2 separate regions of the Homo sapiens genome follow, and region 2 is linked to region 1. The links are chromatin loops, found by intact Hi-C in ENCODE. Cell type or tissue: CD4-positive, alpha-beta T cell. All regions are shown on one strand. Each heading gives the region's core, and the rest is flanking DNA. Links, peaks and the distances in the headings are about the cores only. Region 1 has its middle 20 kb from the start of FOXI2. Region 2 has its middle 24 kb from the start of MKI67.

Region 1 (8,329 bases), core at 4-8,003:
GTCATCGTTTTACAGTGATATCAGGGATTGCAGAGCTGCCACCTCTCGCTAGAGCTGGAACTCACCGGATCCCGTGCCCATTGCCATCCTGTGCAGGGCTCCAGGAGCTGTCTTCTGCCGGCTGCCACCTTTGCAGGAAGAATCCCATGCACCTGCCACTGCGACAGGTGCTCCTGCCAGACCTGCAGCTTTCCACAGTCCCCTGCTACTGCCCCTAGCAGGGATCTACAGCCCTGCCTCACCAGAGGTGCCGTCAGAAAGAGAATGGCTCCCACCTTCTCCTGCCTAATGCAAGAGTCTCAAATTGGCAGAAGCTAATGGAACCCCAGCTGCTCCTGTAGGTTTGTATCCCCGCAGAACAAAAGAGCAGATACAAAGGCCTGGAAGAGCAGATGGAGAAATGTGTGCTGCAGACGATATCTGGCACAGTTTTAAATACTTGTTATTCTAAAATGTATGCAGCCCTGGTCATTGTAACCACACCGATATCTAAGGAGAAAGTGAGACTGAGTAGGCTGCACTTCATTTTAAGGGGACTTCAAAAAAATATGTGTAAGAAGAGTAAATTTTAAAAATTTTTCAGTTTTGGTAAAAGGCTAATTGAACATCATTTCTTTTTAAGAGGTGTACATATTCCTTCAGTGTCTCCTGCGGAAGAAAAAAAAACCAATATCCTTGTGTAGCACATCACAAAGTACTTTGACGCATCTCTTTTTATTCTTTATAAAGCCTTTCTGAGATATGACATGTTTCACCATTCAGAGAAACGGAGGTGCCCCAGGGCACCTGGATGGTAATTGGTGAAACGGGAACCTGAAGGCCGCCCACCTGCTCCCTGGTCAGAGCTCTTCCCATTGCTTCTCTAGGGTCTCCAGGGTGGTAAAGGTCTCAGGACACAGAAGCTGCACTGTGTAAGGGACTCTGGCCATGGCTACTAGACCTGGTCCTCACAGACCAAGAAGGGTGAGTGAGACCCACCAGCCCAGTGTGGTGCCTCGGAATGAACTGGTCAACCTTGTACCCAATGCCCCACCCACTCCATGTGCCGTGGAGATACACAGATGATTGCCATATTGTAATTAGATTGGTTTTCTTTTCTTTTCTTTTTTTCTTTTTCTTTTTCTTTTTTTGGGAGGGAGTCTTGCTCTCTCACCCAGGCTGGAGTGCAGTGGTGCAATCTTGGCTCACTGCAACCTCTGCCTCCTGGGTTCAAGTGATTCTCCCACCTCAGCCTCCCGAGTAGCTAAGATTACAGACATTCATCACCACGCCTGGCTAATTTTTGTATTTTTAGTAGAGACGGGGGTTTTGCCATGTTGGCCAGGCTGGTCTCGAACACCTGACCTCAGGTGATCCACCCACCTCAGCCTCCCAAGGTGCTGGGATTACAGGCATGAGCCACCACGCCCTGCCTAGTTTTATTTTCTTAATGCAATTCTCTAGAAATGTATAACAAACCTAGACAGATGTTGGGCATTTGGCTTTATGTCCCCAGAGCTGACATTCTGTTAGTAGCTACCTAAAGGTAGCTCCCTGGCGCTCCCTGCTGCCACCACGAAACTGGATGAGCTTAGGTTCATGATCAGTGAGACTTTATTCATTTAATATACATAACATATAACAGTTAACTTTTAATAACAATGTATTAAGCACTAACCAGATGTCAAGCAATATGCTAACCGTTTAGCACATATGAGCTTCCTCCTGTGGCTGGAGGAAGCAGGTGCTGTTATTACACGTGCGTTACACACCAGGCTAATGAGGTTCATCACTTGTAACCAAGGAAAGGGCACAGAGCAAAGAAATAGATTCAGAGCCAGGACCCCCCCAACTATCCAGAGCCCACACTTAAACACGAATTTCACCGCCACTTAGGACAACATTCGGGCTCTCATGTCCTTTTGATCCCTGCCACAAGGGATCATCTCTGAGCCAGGACAGGGGACAGGTGTCAACAATTTGTGCAGCAGCAAGATCAAGAAGACCACGTAGGCCTTCCTCATTTCTGGAGAGTCAGTAACCTTCAGACATGACAGCTGTACTTTCTTTTTGTGGTACCTAAACACAGCAAGTGCCAACGCTGGAGCAATGGTACCCTCATTAAGGTGTGTCTCATGATCTCCATCTGCATCTCTGGCAGGAAGTTGGGAGCCGGGCCCCCTGGGCCCTCCTGCATATGCTGGCCCAATTCAGCAGCAAACCCAAAGCAAGGTGGCTGGAGTCAGGAGACACTGATTCAACTAAAGCAATAAAATTAAAGTAATTCAAACATAAAACAATTTCTGAAGTCTAGTCAATACAAGGTGTGGCCAGGGTTACATCTGGGTAGCAGCAAGGAAGGGGTAGAAATGCCCCAGCAGCCAAGAGCATCCTAACAGGATGGATAGATTACCGTAACTATTTCAAAGTAAAAATCAGGACTTAGACTCCCCTATAACTGGTAAGCTACAGTGGTAAAGAGCAGGTCTCACTCTCCTTTACAAATCCGAAGCTAAGGATTAAAGGATGCCACAAGATGAAATGTGAGAGAGCTTCTCACCCAGTCTGATCATGTGCACGTGAAGTGGGTGTGGGGCTCTACTCGAGGTCACACTGGATGGAAAAGCAGGAGCCCAACCTGACCCCTGGCTCCCTGGCGCTCCCTGCTGCCACCACGAAACTGGATGAGCTTAGGTTCATGATCAGTGAGACTTTATATTCATTCCACATTCAGTATTTAAAAAAAAATCAAGGCAAAATAAAAAAAGTGTTTAACGACAACAGGTCTTTCTCTTAAAAAGAATAGTCTTACTGCAAGCTCCTGCGTATTTGCTAGCATTATGTTACAACAAATTCAGTAGATTTATCATAAAAATTGACATGTAAAATCTTAAATACAAATAAAAAATACAAGAGAAAAGTTTGAGAATAAAACAAACCTACCCTCTCTGTAGGAAATTTTTCACCCATAAAATACTAAAGGCTATGCCCTTAAAATAAATTTCACCAAAAATATCTTTATTGATGACTATGGATTCTGAACATTTCTTTAATAAGGAAGGAATGGAACTTGAGCCATCTATTACATAAAATAAACATGGGATTTTTTCCTTATCAAATGAAGCTACTTGAGGAAATAGACTCTGTCACCTTCCACTAGATGGCATTAAAGTCACATAATTAAGGACAGAAAAATTCACAGAGGAATGATCAATACACAAAACTACCATAGGGAATTCATTCTCCTTCTCACCCTCACCCCCAGATTATTGGAGTTTGCTGTTTGTTTGCTATTATGAGGACAAACCATGCTCATTATAAAAACACTTTTTTGAAAAACCAATAGAATAATTAGAGAAAAAGTGCAGTCTTATTTACCACCCTAATAACATTAGCTACATGTATGGTGCCGGGAAACGTGCAAAGTGCTTTATATGCATGGTTTCATTTAACCCGGATGGGAAATGAAGCCCTGTGAGATGATTATTATTACTGTGTTACAGATAAGAAAATTGAGGGTCCAGGTTAACTCATCCAGGATTACACAGGTAATAACTGACAGGACTAGGATTCTTGCCTGAGTCAATCTGACCCTGCAGGCTGACATCTCAAACACTTTTTCTCATCGCCAAAGTCAAGCACGCTTAGCATCTTCCCTCTCAGTCTCTGAAAGGGTCTGCTTATCTGTGGAGATACAACACAACAAAGGTTACCACGAACCTAAAAGTCCTTAGATGATCCCAATGCTTGCCATAAATTTTAACACTCGATCAACCTATATAAATTCCATCACACCTAATTATTTAACACATACGGGGAAGAATAGAAATATTGTGTAGGTAAATGACCAACTGTGTTTTCCAACTTCTTATTTCTTAGCAAATTTAAGGCTTTAAACTTAAGTGGCATGAAATGAAATGACCCTAACTATATGCCAAAACAAGAAACCACTGAGAAAAATATTTCAAGTGACTCTGTAACATAGTCCTTTGACTGTATGTCATTACTGGGATCTATTTTTTAAAGACAGGTCGGGCGCAGTGGCTCATGCCTATAATCCCAGCACTTTGGGAGGCCAAGGCACGCAGAGCGTTTGAGGTCAGGAGTTTGAGACAAGTCTGACCAACATGGTGAAACCTCATCTCCACTAAAAATACAAAAATTAGCCAGGTGTGGTGGCGCATGCCTGGCTCAGCTACTCAGGAGGCTGAGGCGGGAGAATCGCTTTAACTCAGGAGGCGGAGGTTGCAGTGAGGCGAGATGGCACCACTGCACTCCAGCCTGGGCAATAGAGTGAGACTCCATTGCAAAAAACAAAAACAAAAACAAAAACAAAAAACTACCAAGGAATCTTAAATCTCTTAAATCTCATTTAGTAGTTTGTTAATACTAACACTTATAAGGTAATTTGAAACTATACAGGTATACTGTAAGATAACACAAGAGATAATTGTGTTGATATTATTAGAAACCAAGATTTTCAGTATAAGAGAAATGAGATACAAGTAGAGGGTAAATGTAGGTTTTTTAAAGGCCTGTAAGTATTTAATTTAAACAAGAAGCATATGATTTTTAGAAATATGTTTCCTAGTTCTGTCCATTGAAAGGTCTAGAAGCAAGGTTACCCCTTCCCCAGGAAACTTAGACCGCCAGTCCCATCATTTGGTTTCTCTTACTGTTCTTTCTGAAAAGGAATCCAGGACCACTGGAGAAGTAGCCTATTTAATATCAGGGTCAGGGACTGTACAAAGCGAGACTGGGCCAGCTCGTGTCAGAAAAGAAGGAAACATCTAGAGACTAGTAGAGCCACGTCCAAAGGACACGAGAGCCAGTCCCCGGGGACTCCACATGACCCAATTTGTGATGATATAAGCATCACAAAAATAATAATAATTTATTGAAACATTGAACATATTAAAATGTTTAAGTCTATGCTGATACTCAAAAGAAGAGAAATCCCATACAGCAAAACAAAAAGTTGTGACCAATGAAGATGACTGTTTCACCAAATACATTACTCTAAAAACCAGTCAATAAAAGAAAAGAATTAAGCAATTATTTTGCCTTTTTAATAGGAATTGTATTTCAGTGAAACCAAATAAGTTCAGTTGAGATGATAGAAAGCTCGTTTTTACAGAAAAATGCCAGTTAGTGAATGTTAAACTAATGAAAGAACTAGAAAATTTCAATTTTGCAACTCCCAGTTCCTACGTGAACAATTGATTCAGGTAGAGGTCATTAATGGAAAACAAAAGCAATAGCAATTCTTATCGGGAATTACCTGTGGAACTGGATTTTCACAATGTATCCAGGCATCACTCCATGGACTAGTGGCTGATGACCTTTGCAATGAAGAGATCAGCTGTCATTCCCTAACCCAATGATCAAACCCCATGTCAGGAATAGTAGACGCGCCTGACATTATGTGCCTTCTATTGTGATGAGGTAAATAATTTAACCTGAATCTAAACACAGCTTTAGACCTGTTAAAGAAAAATAAAAATGGAGGCCAGGTGCCATGGCTCACGACTGTAATCCCAGCACTTCGGGAGGCCGAGGCAGGTGGATCATCTGAGGTCAGGAGTTCAAGAGCAGCCTGTCCAACATGATGAAACCCGCCTGTTTAACATGATGAAACCCAGTCTCTACTAAAAATACAAAAAATTAGCCGGTCGTGGTGGCAGGCACCTGTAATCCCAGCTACTCGAGGGACTGAGGCAGGAGAATCGCTTGAACCCAGGAGGTGGAGGTTGCAGTGAGCCGAGATCGCGCCATTGCACTCTAGCCTGAGCAACAAGAGTGAAACTCCGTCTAAAAAAAAAAAAAAGAAAGAAAGAAAGAAAAGAAAAGAAAAAGAAAAATGGGCCGGGCAAGGTGGCTCACTCATGCCTGTAATCCCAGCACTTTGGGAAGCCAAGGCAGTTGAATCACGAGATCAGAGGTTCAAGACCAGCCTGGCCAACATAGTGAAACCCTGTCTCTACTAAAAATACAAAAATTAGCTGGTCATGGTGGCACGTGCCTGTAGTCCCAGCTACTCAGGAGGCTGAAGCAGGAGAATTGCTTGAACTGGGACCCGGGAGGCGGAGGTTGAAGTGAGCCAAGATTGCGCCACTGCACTCCAGCCTGGGCTACAGAGCAAGACTCCGTTTCAAAAAAAAAAAAAAAAGAAAAAGAAAAATGGAGACCACAGGTTAGAGATAACCTAAAGCCAACTGCCCATAACCATGTAATCAAAACTTTAAGTCATCCTGATTTCCCCTAAATGCTAGTTCTCGTCACAAATGAAATACAAGATGTAAGTCTTATGGCCTTGTCAGCATGATTCAGTGAAATTAAATCAAACAGCTATAAACAGATTGGCTAAAACAACTCTATTTGCCTTCCAAAAAAAGAAAATATAATAGCCAATCACAAAAAATATCAAAATACTTTCTCCTTAAACTCTGTGGAAACTGCTAATTAAACAGTGCACTTCCTACCACTTGGTTTGAAGTCTCCTGGATTGTGATCTGTAGTTTTAAATGACAATAAAATTTTAAATTTGTCCTACTTGATCTGATTTTATTTTTCATAGACTAAACTTTCAGTGTATAGAAAATCCAAAGGATAGAGCAATAAGTGAAACATCCCCAGAAGGAAACAATCAGACAATTTCAGATTGTGGGACTCTTATTTTTGAGACAGAATATCACTCACTCTGTTGCCCAGGCTAGATAGAGTACAGTGGCATGATCTCTGCTCACTGCAGCCTCTGCCTCCCAGATTCAAGCGGTTCTCCTGCCTCAGCATCCTGAGTAGCTGAAATTATAGGCGTGCACCACCACGCCTGGCTAATTTTTGTATGTTTAGTAGAGACGGGATTTCACCATGTTGGCCAGGCTGGTCTCGAACTCCTGACCTCAAGTGATCCACCCGCCTCGCCAAAGTGCTGGGATTACAGGTGTGAGCAACCATGCCCAACCCAGATTGTGGGACCTTCTATGAGTTGAGTGGACAGCTCTTTTCAAAAAATTAACTCGTTTTGCCTGACCAACAAGAGGGAAACTCTGTCTCAAAAAAAAAAAAAAAAAAAAAAGAATAAAATAACACATTTAAATAAAAAATTTGAGAGAGAGGTGGAGTAAGATGGTGGAATAGAAAGCTCCACTGATTGTCTCCGCCTTCCCCACCCTCACCAGCCTGGGCCCAGCAAGGACATTAAGTTAACTGTCTACACAGAAAGAAACACCTTCATAAGAACCAAAAATCAGTCCGTAGATTTAACTTCATATCACTGAAAGAGGCACTGAAGAGACAGAATAAACAGTCTGGAATTGTCGATGCCACCCCTCCCACCCCTGGTAGTGGCAGCATGGTGCTGAGAGCTTCTCTGGGTGCTGGGGGGTGGAGAGCACAGCAACTGAGAGGAATTGAACTCAGTGCTGTCCTGTTAGAGCAGAAAGGAAACCCGGACAAAACTCAGCTGATGCCCACCCACAGAGGGAGCATTTAAAGCAGCTCTAGCCAGAGGGGAATCACCAACCCCAGGGGACCAAACTTGAGTGCCTGAAAACCCCTCCATTGAGGGCTACAGCACTCTATGTCTCCAAGTAAACTTGAAAAGGAGTCTAGACCATAAGAACTGCAACTCTTAGTCGAGTCCTAGTGCTGAATTAGGCCCAGAGACAGTGGACTGAGGGGGCACGTGGCACACTGAGACACCAGCTGGGGCAGCCAAGGAAGTACTGACATCACCCCTCTCCTAACCCCAGCCTGCACAGCTGGAGGCTCCAAGAGACCCCTTCCTTCCATCTGAGGAGAGGAGAGGGAAGAGTGAGGACTTTGTCTTGCATCTGGGATACCAGCTCAGCCACAGCAAGAGGGCACTGGGCAGTCATGAGGCCCCCATTCCAGGCTCTACCTCCCAGATGGCATTTCTAGACACACCCTGTGCCAGAAGGGAACCTGCTGCCTTGAAAGGAAGGACCTAGTCCTGCCAGCATTCATCACCTACTAACTGAAGAGCCTTTGGGCCCAGAATAATCAACAGTGATACTCAGGTACTACATCAGGGTCTTTTGCCTCTCAGGCTTGCAGGCTTTGAGTGAGACCCAGCACATTCCCAGCTGTGGCGGCTATGGGGCAAATTCCTTCTGCTTCAAAAAAGCAAAGGGAAAAGTAAAGGGGACTTTGTCTTATACCTTAGGTACCTGCACAGCAAGGGGGGTAAAGCACCAAGCGGGCCAGATGCCAGGGCTTGACTCTTGGATGGCATTTCTGGACCTCCCCTAGGCAAGAGGGGAGTCCACTGCCCTGAAGGGGGAGTCCTGGGCCAGGGAGCGTCTGTGACAAACTGACTTAAGAGACT
Region 2 (8,329 bases), core at 98-8,097, 430 kb after region 1:
TGTTACTTTAAGATGGAGTCTTGCTCTGTCGTCCAGGATAGAGTGCAATGGCACAATCTCAACTCACTGCAACCTCTGCCTCCTGGGTTCAAGCAATTCTTCTGCCTCAACCTCCCGAGTAGCTGGGATTACAGGCACTTGCCACCGTGCCCAGCTAATTTTTGTATTTTTAGTAGAGACGGGGTTTCACCATGTTGGCCACGTTGGTCTTGAACTCCTGACCTCAAGTGATCTGCCCACCTTGGCCTCCCAAAGTGTTGGGATTACAGGCATGAGCCACCACGCCTGACCAAGAACCAACATATTTTAAAGCAGATCAAAGGACTTCGACTCACTTTCCTCCCACCAACAACTTTAAAACTGGACAACATACCTTAGGCAGATCTTTTCCGGTATTCTGCTACAGCCAGCGCAAGGCTGCCATCCTTGAGAGGCGGGAGGCACATGACCTGAGCTCCTCTTTCCCCTCACTCCCAGGTTTCAGTTAGGGTGCAGGGAGGTGAGACCACGTGGAGAGGAATGGCCTCTCTGCTCTAAGAAGGCAGAGATCGGAGTTTGTGGCTGTGGAGAAAGGTGGGTTTGTGGGTGAGGCTGTGTGGGAGGAAGCTGCACAGGGTAGGGGCAGGCAGTGGTCTGCCTGAGAGATGCTGTCAGTCCTTAGCCAAGGGCTGGATTTGGAAAGTCCAAGGAAAGGCTCTGCAAGGAGACTCTGCAGGGAACAGCTGCTGAGAGAAAAATCTGCCCACCTGGATTTTCATATAAAAGGGATATGGTTTGGCTGTGTCTCCACCCAAATCTCATCTTGAATTGTAGCTCCCATAATTCCCACATGTTGTGGCAGGGACCCAGTGGGAGGGAATTGAATCATGGGGGTGGTTTCCTCCACACTATTCTCGTGGTAGTGATTACATCTCACCAGATCTGATGGTTTTATAAGGGGAAACCCCTTTTGCTTAGTTCTCAATTCTCTCTTGCCTGCTGCCATGCAAGAGTGCCTTTTGCCTTCCGCCTTCTGCCATGATTGTGAGGCCTCCAGCCATGTGGAACTGAGTCCATTAAACCTCTTTTTCTTTATAAATTACTGAGTCTCGGGTATGTCTTTATCAACAGCGTGAAAATGCACCAAAGAACATGTCTTGTTAAAATAAGGGTGAAATAAAGGCACTTTCAGAGAAATAAAAACGGAACTCATTCCCATCACATCAGGGAAATGCCATTTAAACCCACAATTAGAAAAGTCACACCCACCTTGATGGCTCAGACAAAATAGATGGCAAAGAGCAAACGGGGAGGAGGTGGGGACAGTGGAACTCTCATACTTGGCTGGTGGGAACATTAATGGTAAAACTGTGCTGTGAAAACTCTGGGCAGTTTCTTACAAAGTTAAATAGACTTCTTCCCTATGATCCAGCAATTCCACTATGAGGAATTTGCTGAAGAGAAAACGAAGGCATGTTGCCACAAGAGACTTGGATAAGCAACTTTACTCACTACATCCAAAACTTGGGAACAATCCAAATAGCCATCAACAGGATATTTCCTAACAGAATAAATTACAATATAAATTGCATTATATTCAGATGGTGAAATACTACAAAGGAATGAACATACACATAATATTGGTATGTGCAACGCTGTGGATGAATCTCAAAAACATTATATGGGGTGAAAGAAATGTGGCAGATAAAACAATATATTGTTTAATTTTATTTATGTGAATTTCCAAAACAGCAAAAGTATTCTATGATAATGGAAACCAGATCAGCGGTTTCCTCTGGGCTGGGTTCATGGGGAGAGGGGAGGGAATTTTCAGAGGTAATAGAAACTTTCATATTTTGATTGATGTGTGGATCACACAGGTGGTTCACATTTGCCAAAACTCTCAGAACTCTACACTTAAGGTCTGTTCATTTTACTATGCATACATTTTTTACCTTAATTAAAGAAACTTTAAAAACCAACCGGGCCGGGCGCGGTGGCTCACGCCTGTAATCCCAGCACTTTGGGAGGCCGAGGCGGGTGGATCATGAGGTCAGGAGATCGAGACCATCCTGGCTAACAAGGTGAAACCCCGTCTCTACTAAAAATACAAAAAATTAGCCGGGCGCGGTGGCGGGCGCCTGTAGTCCCAGCTACTCGGGAGGCTGAGGCAGGAGAATGGCGTGAACCCGGGAAGCGGAGCTTGCAGTGAGCCGAGATTGCGCCACTGCAGTCCGCAGTACGGCCTGGGCGACAGAGCGAGACTCCGTCTCAAAAAAAAAAAAAAAAAAAAACAAACCAACCAGATACAATTCATGGGGCTTATTGGGACCTGAATTGGAAAAATCAACTGTTACAACTCTTAACTACACTTTTATGAAGCAGTTGGAGAAATTTGAACATTGAAATTTGATGGCATCCAGGAAATACTTTTTGGTGTGATGATTTTATTATTAGTGTGGCAATGGCATTGTTATATTAAAAAGAGTCTTTAACTGTTAGTGACACACCCTGGAATATTTATGGAGAAAGAGAGATGATTTCTCACATTTGCTCCAAAATAACCCCACAGGGGTGGGGTACAGTGTGGTTAAGTGTCCTGGGGGTGGGGATTAATAGGTGACACCTAGCTATGAACATCAATCTCTGAAGCTAGGTGATGGGTACACGGGGTTTGTGTATTTTCTTTTCTTTTTTTGAGATGGAGTCTCTCTCTGTGGCCCAGGCTGGAGTGCAGTGACGCGATCTCGGCTCACGGCAACCTCCGCCTCCTGGGTTCAAGGATTCTCCTGCCTCTGCCTCCCCAGTAGCTGTGATTGCAGGACCGTGCCACCACGCCCAGCTAATTTTTGTATTTTTAGTAGAGACAGGGTTTCACCATGTTGGCTGGTCTCGAACTTTCCACCTCAAGTAAACCGCCCGCCTCCGCCTTCCAAAGTGCTGAATTACAGGCATGAGCCACCACGCCCGGCCAGTTTGTGATTCTTTCTACTTCTGTGTATGGTTAAAATTTTGCACGAGAACAAGGTTTTACAATTAAGTGTTTCAGCCATGAAGAACATTAGGAAGTCAGTCGTGGCGGGCATGGGGTTCCGTGACAGGGGTGGAGCTGGCAGGGAGAGGTGCCAGGCCCTGGTGCCGGGGCGCGCCCTACGTCTGGGGACCCCGTCCTGGGGAGTTCCTGGGTCCCGACAGCTTCAAGGCCTCTGGCTCTGGGCGGCCTCAGCATTGTAGTGTCACCCGCCGCCGGCTTCCCGCACAGTCAGGACGACCCCGCGTCCGGTGACAGCCGTCCGACCCCTCTCAGAAAAGGAACTTCCCTTAACATTTAAAGTACATCAATTGCCAACATTTCAAACAAAAATCTAGCTTTCTGGCTTCTCTTGAAAGAGCAAAGGATCAGGTCACCTTCGCAGGCCCAGACTCCACCGTCAGCTGCCGCCGACGGAGCCCACAGAGGAGGCTCGGGCGCCCGCGCCCCCTGCGCAGCGGCCCCTCCGCAGCGGCCCCAGCCCGCGTCCCCGCAGCGCCCCTTCCGAAGCGCCCCCTCCGAAGCGCCCACAGCCCGCGTTCCCGCCCGCACCCCAGCCCGCGCCCCCTGCCCGGGTTCCCGCAGTGCCCCCTCCGCAGCGCCCCCTCCGCAGTGCCCCCAGCCCGCCTCCTCGCAGCGCCCCCCGCAGCGCCCCCCGCAGCGCCCCCAGCCCGCCCCACCTGCAGCGCCCCCAGCCTGTGTCCCCGGCCCGCGACACCAGCCGGCGCCCCGCAGCGCCCCCGCACGTCGGTCACAGGAGCGGAGCCCACGCGGCCCTGGAGCGCGGTGGCTGGGCCCGTAGCGCCACCTGGCGGCGGATCAGGGCCCCCGCGCCCTTGCGTCCTCGGAAGGGGGAGGGGAAGGGACTCCACCCTGCACCCCCCACAGCGCGCTCCCGAGGCCGTTTCCCAAGGATGCGCGGGCCCGAGGGGATGGGGACGCGGCCCGCGCGGCGCGTTCCTGGCTACCTGGAGTCTGGGAATGGCGAATCCCACTCGCAGCGGACACAGGCGAGGCGCAGCGGGACGGGATTGGTGGGAACGGAAACAGCGGTCACCTGGGAGCCCAGAACCAGCGAGTGCGCGGTGCAGCGTTCGCTTACCAAACGTTGTGGGACAAACGCCTTTCAACTGTTTCTGGACGCCAGTGGGCCGGCGTTACCCTGTTGAGCCATTCCTTTCTATTAGCTTACTATTGTTAGTATTGTTATTATTTGGAAACTTTAGCCTACAACGATATATTTATTAATTTGGAAACTTAAGACATATCTGCCCAATCAGCCACTCTGTGTTTTAGGCATTCATCTCTGGTCCGTTTGATCTCAGGCAGCGTGCTGAAAAGGATGAACCGGGCAGCTGGAGTTGTCCAGGGGCACGTAGCCTGCGGGGCGCACGGAGGGGCCTCGAGCGCGTGGCCCTGCGCGTCCCGGGGGGCGCCCGCTGTCCACAGCCGCCTAGGGAGCTCCGCCACCACCCCTCGGAGATGGAACTCCCATGACACAAATTTCCCTATATAGCAAACCTGTGCTTGTACCCCTGAACTTAAAAGTTCTCCCCCACCAAAACACAAAAAACTAAAAACTAAGGAACATTCCTTCCTAGACGTCTATAATCAGTATCATAAAGATCCCCTTGCTGGTGGTTACCCAACTAAGAGTTCATGGAGCAACAGTTTAACTTTTGTTTTCTTTTAAAATCAAAGCTGTACTTACACCTGATTTAAAAAACAAAATAGGTTTAGAAGGCTTGTTACAAATCACACACCCCCGTAACTCAGAGCAACCCTGTTCGGCCCACCTGCTGTTATTCCTTTCCCAGGAGGCAACTGCTTTGGATCCTTTTAGCTAACCAGCGGTGCAGCGACGGATTCTGTGTTGGTGCAGTCCTTCTTGCTGTCTCATGGTTGAGCACCCTTCCCACTGGGGAGATGATAAAGCACACCGGGTTCTTCCCTGTCACCGCCCGCAACCCCCACTCATGCCTTTCCTATCCATGCATGCTTCTCATGTACTTATATTGTGATTTTGACTACAACAGTGTACATTATTACAGCTATGTAAATGCTGTTTGAAGCTAAGCCATGTAGTAAATGATGGTTACCATTTACTTGATTGAACATTTATTTTTTTTTCCTGGAGTCAATTTTCTTTAATTTTTTTTTCCCGTTGCTCAGTTTTATGCATTCATCACAGAGTCATTTGTCTTGACCTTCCAGATGTCTACTTGAGGAAGCCTCTCCCAGAGCTTCTGACGGGGCATCCGGCCTGCACCCTTTACTTCCCAGAGCCTGTGCCTCATGGGGCCTGGCTTCTCCCGACCATTGCCCTGGGATTCTCTTCTCTTCCTGGTGCTTGACCCTAGAGGGCCTGCATTCCTGAGAAATGTTCTTCTTTCTTGGTTTGCTATTGAGCACCCCCACTGGCCATCTCCTAAGAAGCAGTGCATGGGAAGGAGTTTAAAGAACATGCGTGTCTGGGCCGGGTGCGGTGGCTCACGCCTGTAATCCCAGCACTTTGGGAGGCTGAGGCAGGCGGATCACCTGAGGTTGGGAGTTTGAGACCAGCCTGGCCAATATGGCGAGACCCTGTCTCTACTAAAAATACAAAAAATTAGCTGGTCATGGTAGTGGGCGCCTGTGATCCCAGCAACTCAGGAGGCTGAGGCAGGAGAATTGCTTGAACCTATTAGGTGGAGATTGCAGTGAGTCGAGATCACGCCATTATACTCCAGCCTGGGCAACAAGAGTGAAACTCCTCCTAAAAACAAACAAACAAACAAACAAACAAAAAACCTGCTTGTCGGAAAATGCTATTATTCTACTTTACACCTGCTCTGTTCTTGATTTTCCTTTAGAATTTCGGAGGCTTCAGTCCCTTGTTTTTTGGCTCCTGGTTTTGTTGTCAAGAGGCCTGAAGCCAGCCTGATCCCTGATCCCTGATCCTCACCTGTGGCCTGTTTTTCGTTTGCCTTTTTCCTCTCTGGAAATTGGAGGGGTCGTCTGCTTGTTCTGAGAGCTCTGAGTTTTCACCATAGTGTGCATTTCCATGGGCCTACTTTCATCAGTTGCATTCAGGCTGCTTGTGAGGCCCTTTAAGCTAGAATTTCATGATCTGGGGTGTTTTCTAGGATGATTTTATGAGTTAATTTCCTCCCCTTGGTCTTCACTACTCTTTCTTTCTGGACACTCCTGTGATTTGGATATTTGACTTCCTGGGCTGAATCTTTCATTTGCTTGTCCTTTCTTTCCTATTATCAATTTCTTTTTCTTTTGGGTGTCTGGGAGATCGCCTTGATTTTTTTTTTTGTTCCAATCTTTTTGTTAATTTTTTAACCTTTGTTATAGTATTTTTAATTCTCAGGAATACTTTTTTGCTCTCTAAATATTCCTTTTGATGAATCTCTGTCCTTGTTGTATGGTTTTAGTATCTGCTCCCAGCTCTCTGTGGATATTAATGATTTTTTTTCCTTTTCCATATACAGTTTCCGTTTGCCTTGAGTTGCATGTTTCTGTCCATCTGTTTTGGTCACTGTCTTCCACGTGGTTTCCTTTCCTCTGCTGTCCAGTGCTTCCTGATCATTTGCCGTTAAACACTGACACAAAGCCGACAGACATCTCTCAGTGCCTGGGGCTGTGGCCTGGGAGCTGGGCAGTGGGGTGGGTGGTCTGGGAGGTTGGTTGGAGCACCCACCCCCATGTCAGTCTTTGTAGCTCTTTCCTCCCTTTCAGGTGGTTGGATTCCCTGGGGAAGACATCCCTGCTCTCCTGCCTGGAGGGCACAGCCCTGTCGTCAGTTTTCTGAGAGCCCAGTTGGGAAACAGGCTGCTGGTATGCACTGAGCCCCTCTGTTTCTACAGGAATTCCCAGTCCTCAACTGTGTCCAGGGTCTCTCAGCCCAGGGACCTCTTTCATAGCCTCTGGCCTTCCTCTGGAGCGGAAAGGGACAGCAGCATCTGGCCGAGGGGAGTGGGAGAGGAGCCGGGGCTCTCGCCACTTTGCAACAGCCGTCCAATCCGGTGCCAAGGGGAGTGGGGGAGGAGCCAGGGGCTGTCACCATCTTGTAACAGGCGTCCAATCCCATCCCACTTGAGACCACCCCTCAGAGAATGCTAAGCAGCTCTTCACGTGCTTATCTCTGGTGCCTCCTCCCCACCTCCTGTGGCTCCTGCCACCATGTCCCCAGCCTCTCTTCCCTAGGTAAGCCAGGTCAGTGTTGGTTTTCTCTGGCCAAGTTAAAGTTCCACATTCAGGGGCCACTCAGTCAGCTACTACTTGTCTATCAGCCCTTGGCTTTCAAAATGTTCTTGTAATTGTCTCCTTTTTTGTTTTTTTTGAGACAGGATCTCGCTTTGTCACCCAGGTTGGAGTTCAGCGGCATGATCTCCGCTCACTGCAACCTCCATCTCCCAGGCTCAAGCCATCCTCCCACCTTAGCCTCCTGAGTAGCTGGGACTACAGGTGTGTGCCACCACACCCAGCCAATTTTTTCTATTTTTTTTTTTTTTGGTAGAAATGGAGTATCACCGTGTTGCCCAGACTGGTCTCAAACTCCTGAGCTTAAGCAACCCACCTGACATGACTTCCCAAAGTGCTGGGATTACAGGTGTGAGCCACCATGCCCAGCTGGAATTGTCTCCTCTTATTCTTCACATTTTTGTGAGAGTTTTGCTTGTTTGTTTTATTTTCATTTTAGTTAAACTCTATAATCCTCATACTGTAGTCTGAGGTGTTTTGGAGGCATGTGTTTCAGAGGCCCCCTTTCCCCAGGAAGAACTCCAAGTTTCTGAGGCTTTAAGCTCATCTCTCCCTTTGAGCCTCACATTTTTTTCTTTATTCAGGAATGAGAAGTATTAGTAGACATTTACCTGAATCCACAGCACCCTGTGAGGGAGGGCGACTGACATGACAAGCTCAGTTGACGAGTGACTGTATTCAGATTCTCTAGTAACAGAGTTCCAGCTGGGATTCATGGATGCAGCTCCTGTCCCCAGACCCCTGAGAACACACCCACTCAGGGAGAACATCAGGAGTGACACCCTGTGGCTCAGGAGCTTTGTGACTTGGCACGCCTTATTCCAGACCCAAATCCAACTGGACATCGCAGAAGCATCTTTAAGAAATCTGCATGAAGGTCCCAGTTTTAGATGCTCCCAACTCCTCCCAAACGATGCGCACGGTCCTAGGAAGCCCTGATTCCTGCATCCTCACTGCTGCGTGTACATCCTGATGGTTTCCTATGGCTTCTCCAGGCCATCAGCACACGCAGATAACCTCAGAGCAATGAAAACGGTAGCTGGATGCAGCCCCTGGCTCTGAGCAGTT

What was found. Peaks named below come from ENCODE experiments on the same cell type or tissue, not always from the same donor. Only the 100,000 strongest peaks of a DNase experiment are listed, where the experiment ranks them.
Region 2: a loop joins it to region 1, with 33 times the contacts of the local background. A loop is called at or near these places in 18 of 110 quality-filtered maps.

Annotation. Positions count from the first base shown.
Region 1 is chr10:127,712,846-127,721,174 of GRCh38, forward strand. No RefSeq gene overlaps it. Among named protein-coding and RNA genes, the nearest start is that of FOXI2, 20 kb to the right of the region's middle. In CD4-positive, alpha-beta T cell, for the core only: CTCF peaks have their summits at 3,177 (motif pointing right) and 3,379; no DNase peak of the experiment used is centred there; H3K27me3 peaks cover 94 bases.
Region 2 is chr10:128,146,347-128,154,675 of GRCh38, forward strand. No RefSeq gene overlaps it. Among named protein-coding and RNA genes, the nearest start is that of MKI67, 24 kb to the left of the region's middle. RefSeq lists a silencer at 3,654-4,093. In CD4-positive, alpha-beta T cell, for the core only: CTCF peaks have their summits at 3,856 (motif pointing left) and 4,056; a DNase peak (open chromatin) is centred at 3,795; H3K4me3 peaks cover 572 bases; H3K27me3 peaks cover 21 bases.